Linked DNA regions of Homo sapiens: all the other regions are linked to region 3. A link is an interaction called in ENCODE POLR2A ChIA-PET data of the cell type or tissue named here. Cell type or tissue: K562. All regions are shown on one strand. Links, peaks and the distances in the headings refer to the core of each region. The heading gives the core; the rest is flanking DNA.

Region 1 (7,972 bases), core at 1,511-6,510, 220 kb after region 3:
TTCTTGTTTTGGTGTGTTGGAGGGAAAAAAAGTGTTATGTAGTTCTTTAAAAACTTTCAACCAAATAATAATAAACAATCGTAAGATTCTGAAGTATTTATCATGAATGTAAACTCTGAGAGCAGTAAAACTGGTAAAAGATGATTTCCATAATAACTGGATGAGGGAGGACCCAGGAAAAATCTTGAGCTTTTTGCTTGCATAACAGAATGAAGGAAATGCTGAACATGGATTAGGTTTGGAAGATAACTCCTGAGTTTGGTTTTGGATATAATGACTGTGTCTTTGAGTCATACAAGAGGAAATATCAAATAAGTTCCATCTATATGACTGAAGTATAAATTTGAGTATAAATTCGTTTTTGTTTCCATGTTATTGTAATCCAAGTATACAGATGGAATCACCTAGAAATAGAAGACAAAGAAAAGAAGGGGGCCTTGGATAGAACCTTTATTAATTCCAGCATTGAATGGAAAAGAAAGATGAACCTGAAAATGGCCAGAAAAGTAGGGGGAAATTCAGAGTATTGAGTTAGGGGAGATAAGGGGAAGAGTATTACAAGGAGGAAGCAATCAACAGTATCATATATGTTGCTCAAAAGACACATCAGAGGAGAACTGAAAAATATCCATCTGGTTTAGCAATATGGTGGTCATTGCTGACCTAACAAGCTGCTTTAGTAAAGTTGTTGAGATGGAAACCAGATAAGTGGGTTGAGGAATGAGTAGAAGGAGAGCAAATGGGCTGGGCGCAGTTGAGGATAAAAATGATGAGAGAGGTAAAGCAGGATAGTTGGGTAGTATGGGTCTATCTGAAGTTGTTGATCAATAATAGATAAGGGAACCAGTCTCTGCAGGTGTGTAAATCTCTCCAACAGGGCTCATCTATGCAGATATAGTGTGCCCAAAAGCAACATGTTGCCTTCATCTCTGGTTAGGGTTTTTCCAGATGGGTATAACAAAAAGATGATGGAATCCAGACTGTTTGCAAGGGTGATATGGAAATAGTGGAGAATGGATTCCAATCTGAACAAGTAGGAAGGTGGAGAAAGGACAGACATTAGTGAACTGGAGTCCCTATCAGGTCAAAGAAGGATCTCATTTATTCATATGCCACCCTAATACAGCTTGTCTATAGAAGGAGGAAAATAAATGTCCTCTTTAAAGCTACTGAATGCAAAGATTTTTTTTTTAATTAAGCTAAAGGGAAAAGAGACCTAGGTCCAGTTTTAACAATTCCCTCTTCCCTAGACTTCGTAGGAGGGCCCAAGCACAGACAAACCCAGCCTTATATATATATTCTTACCTGAATATAGATTTCTCCCAATATGCCAGTTGAAACTCTCTCAGCATAAAAAACCTATGGAAAAAATACTTTTGCCTTTTCACTTGGCTAAAAGAAGATTATTCTATAAAAAGAACTGTAGTCCAGATGATTAAACAATGGAGGGAGAGGATGAAAACCAAAACTTTACTCAAATGGAAACCTCCTTAAATTTTCCCATTATTCTTAATGAAATAAAGGCTGAGCTAACTGCTAGAGAAAACTGATTCTTGATGTTGCAGAAAATAAGCTTAAAAATAATCATTCTAAAGTCTTGTTTCTTTTTCTGTAGTATGCGTATTTTCTGTTCTATTTTAATATTATTTTTATGAAACCTTTGGTTAGGCTGGGTGCAGTGGCTCATGCCTGTAATCCCAGCACTTTGGGAGGCTGAGTCGGGGGGGATCACTTGAGGTCAGGAGTTCGAGACCAGCTTGGCCAACATGGTGAAACCCCATCTCTACTCAAAATACAAAAAATTAGCTAGCTGGGCGTGGTGGTGGGCACCTGTAATCCCAGCTACTCGGGAGGGTGAGGCACAAAAATCATTTGAACCTGGGAGGCGGAGGTTGCCGTGAGCCGAGATAGTGCCATTGCACTCCAGCCTGGGCAACAAGAGTGAAACTCCGTCTCAAAAAAACAAAAACCAAAAGTTTGGTTAAAATGAAAAGGGAAAGAAATAAAATACTAACTATATAGAAAATGAGAGAAGAAATAGTAAGAACTTTGTATTCAAACTCTACAAAATTTTTCAGATGACTCTTGTCAATTTTATCAAATAATAAATATGCTCAAGAACAAGTCTAACTTTTCTCTATTTTTCAGACAGAAAAAGAGAAGCAGATGAAAGGAAATAGAATTTTCTATTTTCTCCTCACCATGTAAGCCTCAAATAAAAAGCATCTAACAATTCAACGATCTTAACTTGGACCTGGTAGGAGACATACACTGAAGCAGTGGCTACAACTCCAAAATATACCAATCTGTGAGGCTACGAGATGACAGGTCAAATTTTTCTCAGAAGAAACATCCTAGCTATATTTCATCATTGAATGTAGCCATGTATTGGCCCAGTAATCGTCACAAGCATCACAACCAATTACTTAGGGCTTTAATAAAGAAGGGACCTTATGTAGAGTTTAATCAGATGGCAGTTGTGGGAAAGAAGCAGAAATAGTTTTGTTTGTTTGCATTAACAAATGGATGATGAGAAAGATAAAAGGGGAAATCAAGAAGATAACCCAAAGGAAACAGATAAATGGAGGAATAAAAATGAAATTCTATCTTCCCCCAAACAGAATCTGGCATAAGAAAATGCAGGCATTTTTGGCTAAACCAGAAATTAGATGGGAACTACATCTCTTTAAGGTCCAGAGTTATAAAGCACAGGGTAAGGAAAGGGCACCCGGATAGGGGAATCCTGTGCCCTGGGTTTTAGTCCTAGCTTTGCTGATCCTCAGTTTCCTTACCTGTAAGGAGAGAGAAATGCTTCTTGCCCTTTGCTATAACAAAAAGACCACCAATATTGTCCCCTGCCCCCACTCATCCACAGTTGTTCTGATAGACTTGGGACAGCTATATTTTCAACCCTCTCTTCCAAATACTTGAGATGTATTTTATAGATCTGTGAGTGAGCAGCTATTTCTAATTCTGTTTTGAAAGGATTGTTCCAAAACCAAGATGATACGGGGGATGCCATTAGAAAAATATATTTGTAAGGTGACAATCAATTTAAATTATCTCATAAAAAGATGAGTTCTGGCATATCATAAGTGAGGTAAGATTGCTTCCTTGTTTCTATCAGAAATAGGGTAAAACCAGCTCAGTCGAAAGCTGGATAAGAAGTTAAGCAGTAATTTTTTTTTTTTTTTTTAGAGGGAATCTTACTCTGTCGCCAGGCTGGAGTGCAGTGGTACGATCTCCGCTCACTGCAACCTCCACCTCCCAGGTTCAAGCTGTTCTCCTGCTTCAGCCTCCTGAGTAGCTGGGACTACAGGTCCAGCTAATTTTTGTATTTTTAGTAGAGACAGGGTTTCACCATGTTGCCAGGATGGTCTTGATCTCGACCTTGTGATCCACCCGCCTTGGCCTCCCAAAGTGCTGGGATTACAGGCGTGAGCCACTGCGCCCGGCCCGAAGTTAAGCAGCTATTGATGGCAGTCTGTTGGACTTTATTCCATTTATTTCTTTCATTTTCATGTAAGCTTTCTGTGATTGAATCACAGGAAGTTAATATGCCAATTATTTACTTCCTGGGAGTCTAAGAAAGCACCTTTATTTACTATATGCCATCAAACAGAGCTATTACATTATGTTGAATTTGTAAGGATAAAAACCATGACAAGTGCACCATATTTCTAGAAAATAGGTTCCAAGTGTAAAACAGAGGGCTAGGCATCTCTTTTTTTCATATAAAACCATGAGTGAATGTATACTCCTTTTTTAAGAAAGTATCTTTTGTTTGGCCAATAAAAAGCCAAATTCTTACAGAATACTTTGTTATAAGCACTTCCATTGTGCAATATAGTTTTGGTTGGAAAAGCTAAAAAATGAACTCTACTTCCCAAGCCTATTAAAAAACATGGAGAATACCATATGAGAATCATGGGTTGTCAAGGTCTTAGGAGTTCATGAAATTGTGTCTAGAACGCTTTGGGTACGGGGGAGTTGCTGTTGTGGTTAAAAAACAAGGAGGGGCATTTCCTTCACTTTACAAATGAAACTGGAGCTTAGAGAGACTGGTTCAAGCTCATGCAGCCTGCAAAGCCTGGGCTCAAAATCAGAACTTCTGACTCCTAATCTTGCTGCTTTGTGACTGCTGGGGTTCAACTGCATGTTGAGATTCCCAAGAATCCCCTGATCTTGGGGCAGGAGGAAGCCAGCTGCCCCTGGTCTCTGCTGACTACAGCCATGGGGACCTATTCGTTCCTCAGTCTCCAACTCTCTGCCCCCAGCTACTGGCAGACGGGAGTAACACGCATGTAGCAGTCCCATCTTTGCCTGTTTATTCTTTGTGAGGGACACTTAGCATTTTCAGTCCATCACTGAGCTGGAACAAAGTAATTTTGCCTGAAGAGCCTGTAGCTGGGCTTAAAGGTGCTTACCTGAAAGGAGAGGGATGGTGATAATCTTTTTGCTCCTAAAGAGGTGGGTCCTGCCAGGTCAGCCCTGGAAGCTCTTTTCTTTGGACAGAACCAGGACTAGCCTCATCCCACAGAACTAGGGAAAAGCTTCAGCATGTGGTTGTAAAGGAGGGTGGGGCCCATCAACTCACATCCTTTAATAATAATAACAAGAGCAGCCCTTTATCAAGGACCTAATTTTTCTAGGCCCTATGCTATGTATGGTAAGTATAATAGTGTGAATCTCACAAACATCCTGCAAGATAGGTATTATCATTGTCACTGTCCCCATTTTACAGATTATGAAATCAAGGTTCAGAGAGTTCAAGTAATTTTCCCAGTGTCACACAGCTAGTAGGTGACAAAGATCTGAACCTAGCTATTTGACTCATGCTCTGTGCTGTTCCAGGCGATTGAGTCTGAACTTGATTGGTAGGATGTGGTATATCAATGTTGTATTCATAACATCAGTTAACCTGGCGGTTAACTTAAGTGAAGTCTACAGATAGAAGACAAGTTGATGAGACTGAATTAGCACAAAATACTAAAATAAGTATTCTGCCTATTTTTGAGTAGGATATTAATTGTAGAGCATCCCCCTATGAGAGAGCCACTCAGAGAAAAACAAGTTCACTCAGAGGTTTAGAGAACTCCATCCGCGAGGCAAGGCTGGGCAAGTGGCTTGTTTACCTCGAAGAACTGGCTCAGTAGGTAAATGGAGCAGGTTCATATAAATAGGATTCTACCTGGAGACAGGGAACCAACCACACATATTGTCTCCCCACAAGAGTAGTCTTTCTGCCTTCCTTGTTTCTTTGACTGGCATAAGCAGACTTCTAGTCATGAGGGCTGGAACCCCACAGTCACCTGGGGCTCCTACTTCCTCACAACTGGCACCTGCCTGGCCCTTTCTCTCTGCAGTCCTGGTACCCCCAATAATGCGGCATCAGATTCTATGGATTTGAGGCCAGAGTTTTCTGGCATCTATACTTTTCCTTTCTATTCCCATTGCAACTACCATAATTGAGGCCCCCGTGACTTCTCCCTAATCACTGCTGTTAGCTCTTTCTAAAACAAGACTATGTCACTCTTATGTCTACAAATCATCTGATTCCTCATTATTTACTGAGTCAAATCCAGACACCTTCACCTGATACTCAAAATCTTTTCAGATTTCCGTGAACACATCTTGTTAGTCTCTCCTCCCTGGCCAACCTTATATGTGCCGAGCTGCAATCCTCACTTAACCCCAAGCACACACAATAATTTTCCACATTTGCACCTTTACTTGTGACCTTTGCTTTGTCTGGAAAAAGAAAACACGTCTGTTGTGTTTGTTTGGTATTTTCTAGTGTTCAAAGTGGTTTCATTCACCTTTTTCCATTTGAAATTTACAGTTACTTTGTGGGGCAAATATGATTATACTCATCTTACAGATTAGAAAATAGTGGCTCAGGGCAGGCCTGGAACTAGAGTTCCATAGCTGAGGGGCTGAGGGATGACTAGCAGCCAGATCTTCAAACTCATTGCTCTGTCCACAGCTCCGTGTTGCTTCTCTCTCCCCGTAATCTGGCCTTTACTCCAGCTCCCTCCAGTTGCTATTAGTCAAATTCCATCTTTTTCTCAAAGTTCAGCTCGAATCTACCAACAACTGTTAACTTTTCCAAAATAAACCCAGAATTGAGGGCTCTCTCTCCTTTGTGTTCTCACAGCTCCCTGCTCAACTTGCTGGGTACTTAAAGCAATTAGGGGAAAGGCCTGAGGGTTCCTACACAAGAATTTTATACCAGCAATGATCAAGGTTTTAAAACCTTTTTGATTATGATCCCATTAAGGCATACATGTTATATCACAACCCAGGGTACATGCACACACCCCTGAAACAAGTTTTATGAAACAAAATTTACTTCTAATTTCTCAATGCACTGTGATATTTTCTCTAGTCTACTATTTATTAAGAAGTGCTGGTTAGGAACCCACTAAATTGCTTGTGAGAACCACTAATGAGTTATGATCAGCAGTTTGAAAAACCCTGATTTAAATATTATTATGTCCCTTCTAAATGGCCTAGACAACATTTTCAAAGGTTTGCAAAAGACTGAGCTAGCAAGGAAGATAGGTACGTTCATCAGGGATTTAATCTGTAGTTCCCAACAGGAACACAAACAGTTCTTACAAAGGCTAGGCCGAGAAGGAAGGGTCTCAGCTGGAGAGCATCAACTTCTGTTTGTTGGAAGGTCAAGGAGAGGGATTCTTGGTGAATAGTTGATGGTGGGGGGGAGTACCCATTCCACAGTGGGATATCTTCCAAAGAGTGGGATTTGTAGAAGCCAAAGATTGAGGTGGGGAAGATTTCTCAATAAGGCATATCTCTGGACTGAGAAGAGACTTATGTACTCATCATAAACTTGAATATAGCAGGAAATCAGCTAGAATTTAAAAATAATAAAAATGTAATAAAATTCTTTGTTTATATCTGCAAAATGAGTCTGAAGGCCTTCAGGTCTATAAAGCTGTCACTGAATTTAGTATCATTTTAACTTTATGAAGCACTTGATGTTTGCAAAGTGCCTGTACAATTACCAATTACCATAATGTTCATCTTCTGAATATTTCAGATCAGAGAAGGCCTGAGGACTTTAGACTAAGAAAAGGGGGAAAAAAAGGAAAAAAAGTTGGCCAATCCAGTTAAATACCAGGCTTCTGAGCTTGTACTGCTAGAGTTGTTTACCATGTGGGGCACCTGCCTGGGGTACTCTGGGGACTTCTCTTCCTTCAGCACCCAGAGCCTGCAGTGCACACAGTCAGCCTTGGTCAGCCACCCCTCATGACTGACACCCACTCGCTGCTCTTGGGCATTCCAGGCATAATTCTGTGTCTACATGAACCAGTAGAAGGAACGGCAAAGGGCTTGGCACCTGTAACCCAAGGGCTAGTCCATAGCGAGGGATGTGGGAAGAAGTGTTTGCAGTTGCTGGGAAGGGGCAGTGAGGAAATAAAGCTGCTACAGTCTTTCCTGTTTGAGGTATTAAACACATGTTAAAGGATTAAGGAAAGATTTGCTTAGCAGCCTGCATGAGCTAGAAATCACTTCTGGCCATGTTTATAGGCGACAGGTCAGTGAAACCTAATACACTGGTAGATTTCAAGGAATTCCAAGGAAATGGCTTCAAGGGATGTCAAAGGCAATGGTTTCAGGATGTGTCTGTTTCCTTTGGAAAAAGGTTAGCTCTCTGATGCTTCTTCCCCTACATTTAAAAGGCCACTGAAATACTAGAAGACAAGCTTAGAGACTGATCTGGCTTTTTAGCTAAAAAACATTCTAGTAGACTCTGGCCCTAACAATTACACCACTGGATAATTTTCAGTAGTGGAAATTTAAGAATCAATATCTTAATGAAATGATACTTTTCTATATTAACTCATTTATATTGGGAACACACATTGAATGCTCTAAAATAGTTTTCAAAGTAGAATGAAACAATTTGTCTACATTTTTATCCACACAGAAAACTGGTGGGTATTTT
Region 2 (7,972 bases), core at 1,511-6,510, 450 kb before region 3:
TGTGGGGTCAGCAGATTTATTTTCTAAATTCCCTCAAGAAGTTAAAGTCTGAGTGGGTGCTCCCTTTTTAGCTATCTGTGACTTCCCCATGCTTATTCCTTTTTTTTTTTTTGAGATGGAGTCTCGCTTTGTTGCCCAGGGTGGAGTACAGTGGCGCAATCTCGGCTCACTGCAACTTCTGCCTCCTAGGTTCAAGTGATTCTCTTACCTCAGCCTCCTGAGTAGCTTTGATTACAGGTGCCCGCCACTATGCCCAGCTAATTTTTCCATTTTTAGTAGAGATGGGGTTTCACCATGTTGACCAGGCCGATCTCAAACTCCTGACCTCAGGTGATCTGCCTACCTCGGCCTCCCAAAGTGCTGGGATTATAAGTGTGAGCCACTGCGCCTGGCCCCCCCCATGCTTATTTCTTTGATGCTTAGTCATGTGCTAAAACTGGGTTTTCTATCAGAGCAACAATACCCTTAAAATATATATGGTGGCCCTAAATCTATGGGGATAAACTCGATTTAAATATATACAAAGTTTTTGTTTTGTTTTTGTTTTCGTTTTTTAAGAGATGGGGTCTCACTCTATTGCCTAAGTTGAGGGGCAGTGGTGCGATCATAGCTCACTACAGCCTCGAACTCCTGGGCTCAGGCAGTCCCCTCACCTTAGTCTCCCAAATAGCTGGAACTACCAAGCCTGGCTTAAATACGAGTTTTTAAAATAAAGCATATAGCATATTCTGTACAGTTCAGGTACAGGAAAAAAGGTTACTGCCACCTGTGAAACAAATGTGAAAGGCTCTGTCTGCACATCTATGAATCCTCCCAAAAGGCATCCTTATTGTACACCTTCAACAAAGATTACAAAATATATTTTATAATATATCTTTACAGATATTGACAATAGTGGGTATGTCAGTGACTATGAACTTCAAGACCTGTTTAAGGAAGCAAGCCTTCCTCTGCCTGGCTACAAGGTGCGCGAGATTGTGGAGAAAATTCTATCAGTTGCTGACAGCAACAAAGATGGCAAAATCAGTTTTGAAGAGTTTGTGTCAGTAAGTAATCTAATCCTTTCGGGCTACTGATAATCTTGCTTAGAGCAGAATTGTAGTAATGTCATCACTAGCTTTGGTTAAATCCAGCTTCAGAGACCAGAAAAAGGACTGCTTTAAAATGATGATGATGATGATGACAATAACTATTATTATCGAAATAATTTCCACAACTAATTCATAAAACAAAGGAAAAAATTATTCTCAAATTGTTGGAATGGAAATCAGGTTTAGATAATAGTAATTCATTCCCTAGAATAACTAGGTGAGTTCAATGCTTATTGACCATTAATATAATTGAATAAATATTTATGAAATATAAATTGTCTGGTTTTGCATTCTTTATTGATTAAGCAGGTATTTTAGCTCTTCTCTTCCTAGAAATTTTGCTAGGCACTGTGAGTAATGTGATGAGTAAAAAGAAACGTGATTCCTGTCTTCATGGAGTTTATATGTGTGGAGAAGACTGCATTGCACAAATTGATAAAAGATAATTGGAGAATTGCTATGACAGAGTGGTACAGGTCCTGTGAGAGTTTGTGGTAGAAGGAATTGAATTTGGAGGCAAGGCTGGATAACCCAGGGACTCAGGGAAGGTATCCCTACAGTGTGAAGACTGTGATGTGTTCTGAAGAAAGATGTTAAACAGATAAAAGTGGGTTGTGGGAAAATGAATAATGTAGGAGGCAGGTAGACATGACAGCATGTGTAGAGTCCCTGTGGCTTTAGAGATGGTGAATATTCTCAAGCAACTGAAAGAAGGTTTGTGTGACTGGAGCTGAGATGGTAAGGGTAAGGAATGTAGCTGGAGAAGTAACTCAGAATCAGGTCACACAGGGCCATGTCGAATTTTTGTTTTTATCCTAAAAGCAATAGGAAGACAATGAAGTGGGAAGAATAGAATGTGAAGTGACAAGATCAGATTTGCATTTAAAAAAAAACCCAATCACTTTGCTGCAAGCAGAACTGATTGAATTGAGTCTTGCCAATCTCTGGTGAGTCCAGTGAGAGAGTGATTGGGAAAGGGAGTTTCTGTAAGCCTATGTTATTTCCTCTAAGAGCTGACTTATTTTATCATGAATGCATTTGAGATGTTCAGGCAGGAAAATATCTTCATTAAGGCATTCTTCTATCTTTAGCATGTAGTTAGTTATTTCTTAGGTTTTCAGTACAAAAGATTATGGCAAGCCAAGAAGAATAATTTCAGTGTGTTCAATTTAAGCTTAGTTATAAAAAATTTATTCCACCGTTTGGGGTTCAAGTATTTGTCTATTTTGTGTTATTGGTAAAATGATGAAAGTTATCTGTGTATACAAGCAATAAGTACAACTGACTAGTATTTAATTTGGTGTCATTTCAAATAAAGAAGTGTAAATAAATATCCATTTTGTCAGGTTTTTATTGATTATCTGATTCTCAATTTTACTTATGTTCCATTCCAGCTAATGCAAGAATTAAAAAGCAAAGATATCAGCAAAACATTCCGAAAAATAATTAACAAGAGGGAAGGGATTACTGCTATTGGAGGAACTTCAACTATTTCCAGTGAGGGCACACAGCATTCTTATTCAGGTAACTGACTTCTCCAAATTTGATCTTTTAGTCACTGATTCATTGATTAAGTGACATATTTAATCAGTTCTAAGATGCCACTCATTGTGATTCATACCGTTATTTTATGTGCCACTGAGGAGAAAAAAATACTGCAGACCACAGTATAACATGCCATTGAATTTGAAATACATCTCAGTTTCACAGATGTCAAAATGAAAAATCCTAGAATCATTGAAATCAATGAGTTCCTGCTGTGTATCAGGCTCAGTCTACAGAAACAAGATTATAAACAACAAAGTGGAAGTTGTTTATACTCCAGCATTAGATGTATTTAAAAGTGGCTTTTCAATGGCTTTTCATCCTGACTGATGAGGTGGCTTTACTTTTAGACCTGAGCTAGGAATGGGGGAGAGGCTTCTATCACAAGGATTTTTCTCTTCCATTTTCTGAGATCTGAGATACCCGATTCACCTTTTATCTAGTAACCAAGTGACTAGAGAGCATAGCACCTGATTTGCTTGATCTGATTAAACCACTGGACCATTGCCCAGTGGGAAATGCAGAAGCATATCAACTTTTAAGATGAGGTGTCTTCCCCGTGTTAAGTTATCTAAGATGTCTAAGAACCTTTGGCCAAGTTCTTTTTATTTATATGAACATAACTAGAACTATGCTTTTTGGCCTTTTGACAAAATTACCTGTAACCTTTTCCCCTCTTTCTTCATTTCAGATCTGAATCTGTTAATTATCCTCTTGATTCTGTCCCTTCCTAATTGGATTTTCCTCTAGCGATACACTCAAATTTCTCTCATCTATTATATGTTTTTCCTAACTTTTTCCCACTAGGGAAGCAGCCATAAAGGCAAAGGTCCATAACTGTTACCTTCACTTTTTGAAAGGTATTCACCCCTTAACCCAGTTTCTGCCTGTCAATTCTACTGAAGTGGCTTCTTTTTAAAGACAAAAAAAAATTATTAAGGTATAATACACATTCAGCAAAGTGCTATAATCTTAAGTATATGGCTCAATGAATTTTTCCATGTGTATATACATTCATGTAGCTGCCAACCAGAACAAGACATGGAATCTTTTCATCACCTGAAGACTCCCTCATTCCCCTGATAGTAACTATTCTTCCCTAGAGGTAACCTCTTTTCTGATATTTGTCACCATAAATTTTTGTTTACTTATTTTTTGAGGTATAAGATACTTGTAGTAAAGTGCATGAAGTGTACTTTTTTTTTTTTTTTTTTTTTGAGATGGCGTCTCGCTCTGTCGTCCAGGCTGGAGTGCAGTGGTGCGATCTCGGCTCACTGCAAGCTCCACTTCCCAGGTTCACGTCATTCTCTTGCCTCAGCCTCCTGAGTAGCTGGGACTACAGGTGCCCGCCAACACGCCCAGCTAATGTTTTTGTATTTTTAGTAGAGTCAGGGTTTCACCGTGTTAGCCAGGATGGTCTCGATCTCCTGACCTCATGATCCACCCGCCTTGGCCTCCCAAAGTGCTGGGATTACAGGCATGAGCCACCACACCAGGCTGAAGTGTACTATTCTTAAGTATATGGCTTGATGATTTCTTTTAACCTATGAATACACCTATATAACTATTCTCTAGAAAAATATATGGAATATTTAATGGCTTTTATAAAAAATAGCAGCTTTATTGAGATATAATTGACATACCATGGAATACATTTTTAAAGTATACAGTTCAGTAGTTTTTAGTGTATTCATAGTTGTGCAATTGTCATCACTATTTAATTTCAGAACACTTTCATTACACCAAAGAAGAACACTATATTCATTATCAGTCACTCCCCATTTCCCTCTTCCCGAAGGCTCTGCAACCATTAAACTGCTTTCTATTTCTACAAATTTGCCTATTCTGGAAGTTTCATATAAATGGTATCATACTGTAGTGGCCTTTCATTTGACAGGCTTCTTCACTGGTGTAATATTTTCAAGGCTTATCCATGTTGTCACATATATCATACTTCATTCCTTTTTTTCTGACTGCAGCCTCGACCTCCAGAGTTCAAGGGATCCTCCCACCTCAGCCTCCCAAGTGCATAACCATGCCTCCCAAATGTGTACCACCATGCCCAGCTAATTTTTCTATCTTTTGTAGAGATGGGGTTTTGCTATGTCACCCAGGTTGATCTTGAACTCCTGGGTTCGAGCGATCTGCCTGCCTTGGGATTACAGGTGTGAGCCATGGTACCTGGCCCCTTCATTCCTTTTTATTGCTGAATATTCCATTCTATGGGCAATACCACATTTTGTTTATCCTTTCATCAGGTGATGGACATTTGGGTTGTTTCTAGTGTTTGGCTATTATAAATAATGCTATATGAACACTCATGAATGCATTTGTGTGTGGACATATACTTTGAATTCTCGTAGGCATATACTTAGGAGTAGAATTGCTTGAATTTTTGTTAACTCTATGTTTATCATTTTTAAAGAACTGCCAAATTGTTTTCCAAAGTGGCTGCACTTGTGAGGGCGATCTGGCTGCGACATCTGTCACCCCATTGATTGCCAGGGTTGATTTGGCTGATCTGGCTGGCTAGGCAGGTGTCCCCTTCCTCCCTCAGTGCTCCATGTGAGTCCTTCCCGAAGCTGCGTGCTCGGTTGAAGAGGACAACCATCCCAATAGAAGAGGACTGGTCTTTGGTCAAGGGTATACGAGTAGCTGCACTCCCCTGCTAGAACTTCCAAACAAGCTCTCAAGGTCCAAAGTGGCTGCACCATCTTACATTCCCACCAGCAATGTATGAGGGCTCCAGTTTCTTCAATTCTCACCAACACTTGTTTTTGTCCATTTAAAAAATTACAGCCATCCTAGTGGTTGTGATGTGGTATCTCATTCCTGGTTCCTATACCTGAAACATCCTTTCTTTCCTTGCCTATATTCACCTATTGAAAAACTATATTTCAAATAGTACCTCCTCTATGAAGCCTTTTCTTGATCACCCTAACTAAAAGTGATTGCTTCTTTTTTTAAATTCTGCAAACATTGCATATATATTTCTGGTGGTGTGTGTATTTCCCTTATATCACATTTCTTTGTATATTTGTTTTACAATTACACTAAAAAATTCCTCAATGGCAGATACAGTATTTTAGTGATCTCTGAATTCCTAGACTCCAAATCCTTCTAAGGAGGTGTGTATGAGGAGGCGAGAAGATAAGGCAGATTATGATATGTACAAAGAGGAAATATTAGTACATATTTGTGTTTTTGTTGACTTGTGTGTGTATGTATGTGTGGTGGATTAAATTTTGGGGGTACCTGCAAAATATTCCCTTGGGAAAATTACTTAATTCTAGGAACTGGGGCAACAATGGAGAAGGCCAAATCATTATGTGCTACCCTCTGATGGAAATGGGGATTATTTACTTTAAGGATTTATAATCTTAAATGGTTTTTATATCTACAGAATAATAATAAAGTTGTACAATGTTTTTACTTTAAGTTCCTTCCTATTTTCCCCACTGCATAACCCAACAAAATTTTCTACTTAAGATCAATGTACCCATACTAGAAGCCATGTGTTGAGAAGTTGTTGGATGAAGATGGCCAAAGATAGTGCTGGTATCTAGATTTGTGTCAATTTTTTCTTCGTTTTTTGTTTTTTTGAGACAAGAGTCTTGCTCTGTTGCCCAGGCTGGAGTGCAGTGGCGTGATCTCGGCTCACTGCAACCTCCGTCTCCCAGATTCAAGCAATTCTCCCTGCCTCAGCCTCCAGAGTAGCTGGGATTACAGGTGCCTGCCACCACACCTGGCTAATTTTTGTATTTTTTAGTAGAGATGGGGTTTTGCCATGTTGGCCAGGCTGGTCTCAAACTCCTGACCTCAGGTGATCTGCCCACCTCAGCCTCCCAAAGTGCAGGGATTACAGGCATGAGCCACCGCACCCAGCCAATTTGTGTCAATTTTTTAATAGTTAAATTCCATTGAAATTGAGCTGTTTTATTCATTTGAATAACTCTTGACTGAATTCAGTATTTCTGTTGTAAGCTAAAAATCACAGCTCTCTAAACCTTTTGGGGAGGATGGGATTTATTGCCATGGTATTTGTTTCTTGTATTTTTTTCCTTATTTAATTAACATATACATATTTGACCTCCGATGGTCTGCTTCTGACTCATTAGCTTTCAGAAGCAATACATATTTGGAAATATTTTTGAATCAAACCAAATATATATTGTGCTCATTTAAGATATATACCTTCATCTCTCCTAATAGATCAGTTTTTTGTTTGTTTTTTTGTTTGTTTTTTGTTTTTGTTTTTGAGACAGAGCCTTGCTCTGTCACCAGGCTGGAGTGCAGTGGCGCGATCTCGGTTCACTGCAAGCTCTGCCTCCTGGGTTCATGTCATTCTCCTGCCTCAGCCTCCCAAGTAGCTGGGATTACAGGCCCACGCCACCATGCCCAGCTAATTTATTTTTGTTTATTTAGTAGAGATGAGGTTTTAACATGTTGGCCAGGATGGTCTTGCTCTCTTGACCTCGTGATCTGCCCGTCTCAGCCTCCCAAAGTGCTGGGATTACAGGCGTGAGCCACCGTGCTCCCCGTTTTTTTTTTTGAAAGGGTCTCTCTTTGTGGCTTAGGCTAAAGTGCAGTGGCAGGATCTCCACTCACTGCAACCTCCACCCCCCGGTTCAAGCAATCCTGAAGCCTCAGCCTCTCGAGTAGCTGGGACTATGGGCATGTGCCATTATGCCTGGCTAATTTTTGTATTTTCAATAGAGACGGGGGTTTCTCCATGTTGCTCAGGCTGGTCTTGAACTCCTGACCTCAAGTGATCAGCCCGCCTTGGAAGTGCTTTGGGAAGTGCTGGGATTACAGGCGTGAGCCACCACACCCAGCCACCTTTCTTCTTTTCTTGAACCCTTTTGTGTTTTAGTAGATTTGTAATAATGGTCAATTATTATCTTTGAGCAGAAATTAACAAGTATGTTTTTGTAGTGCAATAGCTATGTATGTTTTTATAGTGCAATAAAGTTTGTGAAATGAGATTTGCCTACCAAGGTTTTCTCCTTTCAGAGGAAGAAAAAGTGGCTTTTGTTAACTGGATAAACAAAGCCCTGGAGAATGACCCTGACTGTAAGCATCTTATACCCATGAATCCCAATGATGATAGTCTTTTCAAGTCACTTGCAGATGGCATCCTTCTTTGGTGAGTTGAACTTCTGGTTAAGGAAGCTGCGTTCTTGCTGATTACATTGATGAGCATTCCATGAAAACTCCAATTCAGCTGTCCATTGTCTTTTGGAGTCAGTAGCTACTTAGGTCATGAGGAATTTATATTGCATAGAAAATGAACTACTGTATATCTATTGGAAAATTTCCAAAATTTTCCTTCAAAT
Region 3 (7,972 bases), core at 1,321-6,320:
CCCGCGCGGTGGCGAGTTCACGGATCCGCTCGCGCCACGGCCTCATCCGTGAGAGCCTACAGGTGGTGCGCAGCCGAGACCCGCGAGCTCACCGCATGCCCTTCTTGGAGGCCGCGGGCCACAAGCTTGGCGCCAAGAAGGAGGGCGTGGGCGGCCCCGCAGACTACCACGCTCTGGGCGCTATGGAGGTCATCTGCAATAGTATGGCTAAGACGCTGCAGACAGCCCTGCAGCCCCCTGACTGGCTGCAGGGCCACTACCTGGTGGTGCGGTACGAGGACCTGGTGGGAGACCCCGTCAAGACACTACGGAGAGTGTACGATTTTGTGGGACTGTTGGTGAGCCCCGAAATGGAGCAGTTTGCCCTGAACATGACCAGTGGCTCGGGCTCCTCCTCCAAGCCTTTCGTGGTATCTGCACGCAATGCCACGCAGGCCGCCAATGCCTGGCGGACCGCCCTCACCTTCCAGCAGATCAAACAGGTGGAGGAGTTTTGCTACCAGCCCATGGCCGTCCTGGGCTATGAGCGGGTCAACAGCCCTGAGGAGGTCAAAGACCTCAGCAAGACCCTGCTTCGGAAGCCCCGTCTCTAAAAGGGGTTCCCAGGAGACCTGATTCCCTGTGGTGATACCTATAAAGAGGATCGTAGTGTGTTTAAATAAACACAGTCCAGACTCAAACGGAGGAAGCCCACATATTCTATTATAGATATATAAATAATCACACACACACTTGCTGTCAATGTTTTGAGTCAGTGCATTTCAAGGAACAGCCACAAAATACACACCCCTAAGAAAAGGCAAGACTTGAACGTTCTGACCAGGTGCCCCTCTTCTTCTTTGCCTTCTCTTGTCCTCTTTCTCCTATTTCTTACCCTGTCCTCCACCTGCCTTCCATTTTGAAGTGGGATGTTAATGAAATCAAGTTCCAGTAACCCAAATCTTGTTTACAAAATATTCGTGGTATCTGTGAACATGTTAAGAGTAATTTGGATGTGGGGGTGGGGGTGGAGAAAGGGGAAGTGGTCCAGAAACAAAAAGCCCCATTGGGCATGATAAGCCGAGGAGGCATTCTTCTAAAGCAGACTTTTGTGTAAAAAGCAAAGGTTACATGTGAGTATTAATAAAGAAGATAATAAATAATATTCTTTTTAATATTTGCCTCCATTACTTTGGATTCACCTGTGTTACTTGTCCTCAGCTTCAGATAGAATCTCCTTCCCCTCCCTCGTTTCCATTTTTCCAGTCTCTTTCCTGAAAGGCAGCTAAACTGGGTGGGAGCAATTTTTGCCTCCTTGGTAATAACCTGGGGGATGTTTTCTCACATGTAAATCTCAGCCTGTTAGGTGTCCAGGAGTGAAACACATCTTTGTATTCTAAAGGCAGAAACCAAACAGGGCAGTGGAAGAAAAAGCACACTACTCTCTTCAACTTTGAACACAGGAAGAAGCAACTCCTTCAGGACTTGAAGGCATTTGGTTTTTCATTCCTCTTCAGTTAAAATGGGGAACCTTGAAGCAGAGACCAATGTTTTGGTGCTGAGGCTGGTTCAGAAAAAGGATTTTTAAAAAAAGTATGTAATTTTTAAAAGTTCTGATGATTAGAACACAGACCTCAGGAAAGTAGCGTGAACATACTGCTGGCGATGGTAGCAGCTTCGTTGGTTTAGCAAAGTGACAGAAGTATCTATTTGGAGTGTTTTTCTGACCCTGACACGGTATGTGGAGGTGGATGAAAGCAGCGAAGTTTCATCTGAGAACCGTAAGGGTTTTCCCTTTTCTTACTTGCTTCCCATTTAAATCAGTGCAAGAGAGAATATGAATTTATAATGCTTTACTTGGGATGCCTGTGGAATATGTTGCTTTTCTTTATCATGTTTCCTAAAAGTAAATTTGCAAAGAAAGTAACATGCTGCAGACAGTATAAGGCTTCAGCCAAGAGCTTCTTTTAGATATGATAATGAATTGTGGTAAAGAGGAAATGAAAATGAACTAGTGTGTAGGATTTTGAAATTTGGTATTTTCCAGGGAGAAAACCGTTACATTTTCCTGTAGTGGTTATGATGTTGTGTCCTGAACCCATTTGGTACTGAAACATTCTGCAGAATGTTATACTATGAGAAGAAATTGTGAAGCCCAAATGGGAACAAGAGACAGTGTAGTTGTATATGACAGTAAATACAGTACAAGTTCACTATCATCATGGTTTTATTTCACTGTGATTTTTTATGAGATCTCTGAAAGCCAACATGCATAGGTTAAATGCTGAGAATTTTATTTTAGGGAAAAGATGATAAAAATAATCTGTACGTGGGGAATATTTTAACACACAATGATTCTTAAGTATAATTACCATTGCAATACAAAATCTAGCTACGCTGGTAAGAATTCCAAGGTAAAGAAGCATAAAGGTTTAAAAAGGGGTATATTTAGAAATGGATTTTATAACACAATCTAGAATGCTTATTTCTTAATTTACTAAAATAGTTTTTAGTATTGTGTTTCTGAAGCCAGATTACATCTATAATACATTGATCATGTTTTCCATATTTTTGTGGTAGTGCCTATGCTGAATTAGCTTCACCAGCAGTAGAATATTTGTAATAGATTTAATTTAAGAATACTTTAAAGTTAAATGAACAAAATAAATACTAATATTGGATGGCTATAGATGAAACAGATTTAACAGGAAATTAAGAGAGCAGCATTAAAAAGCAACCACTCTGAATAAAATAACCATTTATAAACAAATTTTGTGTGGCATTAGAATCAGCTCTTAACAATTGCGGTGAAATTCATGCCTAGTTGTTGAGTGAAGGATTTTCAAGCAGTGAATTCATTCTTCTTTCAGCTTATCTAAGGACTTGGACTGTGTTAAAGTAGAATTATGATGTTTTGGATCTTGTATTTAAAACAATATTAGATGCTAGATAGAGCCTTTGCAGCTGGCAGAGCATTTGTGGCCTCTGCTCAGATGAAATTTTAAGCTAAACACCAACAGATCCTCTGCTTGCTCTGTTTGAACAGGGTTTCCGTTCGTAATCTTGTTTTGTAGCAGCTGCATTCTCTCCACTCTGCCACTCCTGTGCTCTGTAATTTGAAAAGGTGAATTGTTGCTCCTGGAGATTTGTACCTAGCTGCCTTCTAGGAAAGTGAGACAGGTGGTGTTCCCACTAAGGGCTGAGCTAGTCATATCAGTGACATTCAGCTTCCGAAGGTTTGAGAAGGAGAGAGAAGAATTTTTGGCGTTAACAAGCTTCTGTCAACCCCTAGTGCAAGCAGACCTGTGCTATGACAAATTGCAACAGAGCCTGTGACCATTCTTGAGGCAGCAAATATGAACGAGATCCTTTCACATTTCCCAAGCTGGCAATATGTCCGTCAGCAAGAGAAAATATTCTTTAGAGCAGGTTGTCAGAGTGATTTTCATTTTCAAATTCTGCTCAATGATAGCACTCCTTACTTACCGCTTGGCTTTGGAATGCCTTTGTTAATGAGTAAGCTGTATTTATAAAACAAAGTTTACCCAGTGCGTTTAGTCAACAAATTTGAGTTTGGAACAAGGCAGAGGCACAGGCTGGGGGCTTAAATTTCAAGGAGCTCAGAGCCACTCAAAGACCTCATTCAGACTGACAGTGGATACCTTGCAGGCAGGGGCCAGAGCAAATCTATACCCTTCAGTGTCCACCACATAGTGCATGATAAATATTTATTAAATAAGTGAATGAAATATGCAACTATCAAATTTTGAAAATACTTGGAAGGGAGAGAGTGGAAGAGTGTATTACCTGTGTGGGGAAAATGCCAGCCTGTTCAGTAAAGTTTGCTGAAGGAAATAAGCCATAGGCTCTATTTAGATGTGGGGAGTGAGCAATAGGAATATCTTCAAGATTTCCAGGGCAACTGTTTATAGACTATTTCCCAGCGATGAATTAGAGAAAAAATGCACAATTTCTAAATGTGGAGAGGTAAATGTTTCAAAGTAAGGAATTTGATTGTTACTGTTTTCCCACTTGCATGAACACCATAAGGGCGGGGATCAGAACAAACCTGCAGAGCAGATGTTGTCCAGGGGTCTCAGGGAGGGCTAAAAAGCTATTTATTTTTGCAGAAGTCATGTGGCACTTATTGTTTTGAGTGCTGCAAATGTGTAGTTTGATGGACTGTGATGGAGCAAATGTTGTCCAGGGGTCTAAGGGAGGGCTAAAAAGCTGCTTTTTTTTTTTTTTTTTTTTTTTTGCAGAAGTCATGTGGCACTTATTGTTTTGAGTGCTGTGAATGTGTAGTTTGATGGACTGTGATGTGTTAGGTTGGTGCAAGCGTGATTGTGGTTTTTGTCATTGAAAGTAATGGTAAAAAACTGCAATTACATTTGCACCCACCTAATAGATTTTCTGCAGGTGTAGGGATGGTTACTTTCAGGAAGTTTGTCCTATTGTGGATGCTGAGCGAGACAATGGCTGCCTGTTCCCATACATTCCCTGCTTGGCCACAGCCAGTTTTGTCCAGGATTTCTGTTGTACACAGTACAGTTGCAGCTGGATTATGTGATTGGTTTGAAATTAATGTGAATTTGGGGGAGGCTATTAAATATTCCCTAGGTCTTGAAACGCAGACTCTAGAGATGACTCTAGGAAGAGCAAGAGGGAAATGAAAAGCGTGTCTCATCATGTAGGCATGGTAAATAAGGACAAGGTGTCACTTTACCATCCTCCTCCAACTTTCTTTCTTCCCTACACACAACACACATGCACACACACATACAATTGAGTTTCTGCATCGTCTTGAAGAGATCTGGATGAGAGAATGTTCTAATCCCAGCTAACAGATGCGTGGTGAGGCACACTTTTGATCTCAGGCTTCTGGAGAGTGAGTGGTCGGCCAATTGTTATATTAGAAAGCTTGACAGTTCTGCGTCAGGATCCAATGGGGATAGGTAGAAAATGACAATCACAATTTGAGGAATGACTTGAGGTGTGTGATGGGATGTCCTGAGGTAAATGCGCAGTTTATAGACCCCTTTTGTCCTTCACCTTGAGGAAACCCTTTTCAAATCTGTCACAGCTAAGAAAACAATTCATTCAGACACTTTCCCTGCTTTCTGTACATTCAGTTGCTACTTTTGCAGTTCAAGTATGAGCCACTGAGCTGCTCAGGTACAGGCTTTGGTACAAGTATTTAATAATTGAAATTACAGGGCTTGGCTTTTATTACATCTGATGCAATTCTGCACATCCTTAATCAAATTATGCTAAGAAAATGTTGAACTTTGCATAACACATTAAGTTTATAGAATTGGAAACTGTATGAACCAGTGTTTGGGGTAGGGGGTGCTGGTATTGTTTCTAAATGAAGGAGCTTTGAAGGAGCAGGAGCCTGTCTGTACACATGGTAACAGGATGATAAAGGATGGCCAAGGATAAACCTTAACTTTTGGTCAAACCAGTTATCTGTAATCAAATATCAAAAGTATTTTTGGGCTGCTTGAACTTTTAGGTTGGTAATAGTCACCCTACCAAGTGAATGGCAATGAAAATGATCACTGGGGCTAAAAGCTGTACTCAGAACCAGTCTGTAATGGCTCCCATCCCAGGTGTAAAGACAGGGCTTGATAGAAATTCACCTTGAGGCAGTTAGTCTTCTAGACAGGATCAACTACATAATTTGCAGGGCTCCGTGCAAAATGAAAATGCAATGCCGTTGTTGAAAAAACAATTAAGCCTTTCAAGATGGCAGCAGCACAGAATGAAACCAAGTTTGGGGTCCTTCTGAGTGGGGGGCCCTGTGTAACTGTGCAGGTTGTATATCCCTGAAGCTGGCCCTGTTTCCAGATGCAGAGGATGAAATGCCTGGCTATAGGAGACAGCAAATAATGGTGTCCTACAAGTTCTCGGAAAATGAGTGCAAAGGTATGAGTTATTGTGGGTAACTATAATGAAAGCAAAGACAAGCAAGCGCACTTTGCATGATGGAATTCCAAAGAGGTCAGTGCATACATGACAAACAATCCTTGATGATTGCAGCAAGAGATTGACAGTGCCCCCTCAATCATTGGTTGGGCTTGAGAACACTCAGAACTGATCCGGCTGGAGGCTGAGAGAGCGTGTGTTGTTCCTGGGATTCCTCTCAGAAGAACAGGTCAGATGTCTTGCATGAGGATGAAGAACATGGTGTCCTTGTCCTCTGGCTGTTCCCTTCTGTAACTTTTGTAGGGCTCTCCCTTGATTTGCGTAGTATGTAATAGAGACAGAAAGTCTATGCATGGAAAAGCAAAAGGTCAAGTCACAATAAGGTCAAGGAGTAAATGTACAAGATGTGCTAAACAAACTGATATACCTCTTTATTATGTTAAGTATAGTCAGCTAAGTTTTTTTATTGTAGGCTTGATATGTCCCATTTTCCTCTGAATAACTTCTCCACGCTCTCTACTGCACCCCCTGCCTCCCATTTCTTCTCCACTTTGTGAATCTCATTATTAAGACCCTGGATCTTTTTGAAACTTTTATTCATCAGCCCTGCTCCAAGATGCAGAAATGCCTTTCTGTCCTGTTATTCCTCCGACTGCCTCCTGCATAGATCTGTCAGTGTGTGCTGCTACAGATTGGAATTGTTTGTTTATAGGCCCGTTTCCTCTCTTGTCCTGGACTTCATATGTATGGGGCAGACAGAAGCTGAAAAAGCAAGGCAAATTAATATAGACAAAAAGGAATACCAAATAATGCCCATGGAAGGCCTCAAATGTTTTTCCACATTAATGTTTGAAAGAGAAACAAACAAACTGAAGGCCCCAAACGAAAGGTAACAACTGAATTACAGTCCAACACATTTTTTGAGTTGAATAGGAAAATGTATTACGGTCATGTTGGCTGAGGCTGTATTTGTTTTTGACATGTAGAGGTCATGGCCAGTATGATCATCTTTTAACCATTTCAGGAACTGAAAAATTTTTCAGAAACAATGTAGAAGTCTAAATATTACATTTCCATTTTCAGATGTCCCAGTTGCTCTGGCAAGCTCCCAGTCTTTCTATGAATGAACTAGCTCCTGGGAGGAATTAAAATGTTTCATTTCTCATATTGGTGCTCAGTATTTTTACATGAAGGATGCTGTTACATTATTCCTCTCTAAAGGAAAATAGGAATGAGAACATATCTTCTTTCTGAGATAATAACATTCATATCAATTGTTTTTAGTCCTGTTATTTAACCAGACCTACTTGCTGGTGAGACCAGTATTCTCCCAAGGATGTGAGTTCTGAGTTCACATTATTTAGGTTAAATCTTTACTTCACATAGTTTCTCATTTATATTTTCACATTTCCCAAGTGACTTCATGTGCTGTGCTCTTTATAACTTTCTATCACCATTTTCATTTCACTTTCAAATGCCCTAAATAGCAAGAATGATGATGTGCCAGTCACTGTGCAAAGCATTTTATAAGTGTGATTCCATTGGATTCTCATCACGATTCTGTGAAATAGGTATCATTATGGTCCCCATTTTACAGAAGGGCATATAGAAGGTTCACATGGGTAATTTTCCTAAGGTCACACAGCTAGTGCATGGCAAAGTCTCTTTCTTTTTGCTTGGTACATCAGAGACTACCCTGTTTCCATTTAAGGCATACCAACAAAATAGCAAACCCTTTTTGTCCCAGTCAGTGCTTTCTGAGAAACTCATCCTATGGCATTATGCCTTCAGACAAGGAGCAAGTGTTTTCGGTATCTTTAGAGATGCATTTTTGTGCAGCAGAAAAAAAAAAATTGTTAGTTTAAGTGCCTTTGGCCAAAATTCCTCTTAGAATGACTTTTGTTTAGGAAAACACTGTCCTAGGCTGTTTTAGTGGTGGAAACAAGCTCTGTAAAGAACCCAAACAGGAAATTTGGGGGTTGCGGGAAAGAGCTTGAAAGGAGAGGGGAAGAGGTAAAGGGTGGAATAACAGGGAACAAACAAGACAGGATACTGGAGACCAAGA

The links. Peaks named below come from ENCODE experiments on the same cell type or tissue, not always from the same donor. Only the 100,000 strongest peaks of a DNase experiment are listed, where the experiment ranks them.
Region 1: POLR2A ChIA-PET joins it to region 3 with 5 read pairs; 4 of 35 experiments call an interaction of 5 or more read pairs at or near these places.
Region 2: POLR2A ChIA-PET joins it to region 3 with 8 read pairs; 2 of 35 experiments call an interaction of 5 or more read pairs at or near these places.

What each region holds. Positions count from the first base shown.
Region 1 is chr3:143,344,838-143,352,809 of GRCh38, forward strand. The region is part of intron 14 of SLC9A9 (solute carrier family 9 member A9); the gene reads right to left. SLC9A9-AS1 (SLC9A9 antisense RNA 1) reads left to right here. Exons shown (of 4, transcript NR_048544.1): 4 at 2,149-2,234. Among named protein-coding and RNA genes, the nearest start is that of SLC9A9-AS1, 6.6 kb to the left of the region's middle. In K562, for the core only: a CTCF peak has its summit at 4,279; a DNase peak (open chromatin) is centred at 4,264.
Region 2 is chr3:142,668,508-142,676,479 of GRCh38, forward strand. PLS1 (plastin 1) reads left to right here. Exons shown (of 16, transcript NM_001145319.2): 3 at 883-1,046; 4 at 2,486-2,615; 5 at 7,650-7,782. It also overlaps the pseudogene RN7SKP25. Among named protein-coding and RNA genes, the nearest start is that of PLS1-AS1, 16 kb to the left of the region's middle. In K562, for the core only: no CTCF peak of the experiment used is centred there; no DNase peak of the experiment used is centred there.
Region 3 is chr3:143,121,817-143,129,788 of GRCh38, forward strand. CHST2 (carbohydrate sulfotransferase 2) reads left to right here. Exons shown (of 2, transcript NM_004267.5): 2 at 1-2,198. The coding sequence ends at 593. LOC105374137 (a long non-coding RNA gene) reads right to left here. Exons shown (of 3, transcript XR_924554.3): 3 at 5,880-6,253. Among named protein-coding and RNA genes, the nearest start is that of CHST2, 6.0 kb to the left of the region's middle. RefSeq lists enhancers at 1-596, 1,428-1,557. In K562, for the core only: no CTCF peak of the experiment used is centred there; a DNase peak (open chromatin) is centred at 3,266; H3K4me3 peaks cover 1,386 bases.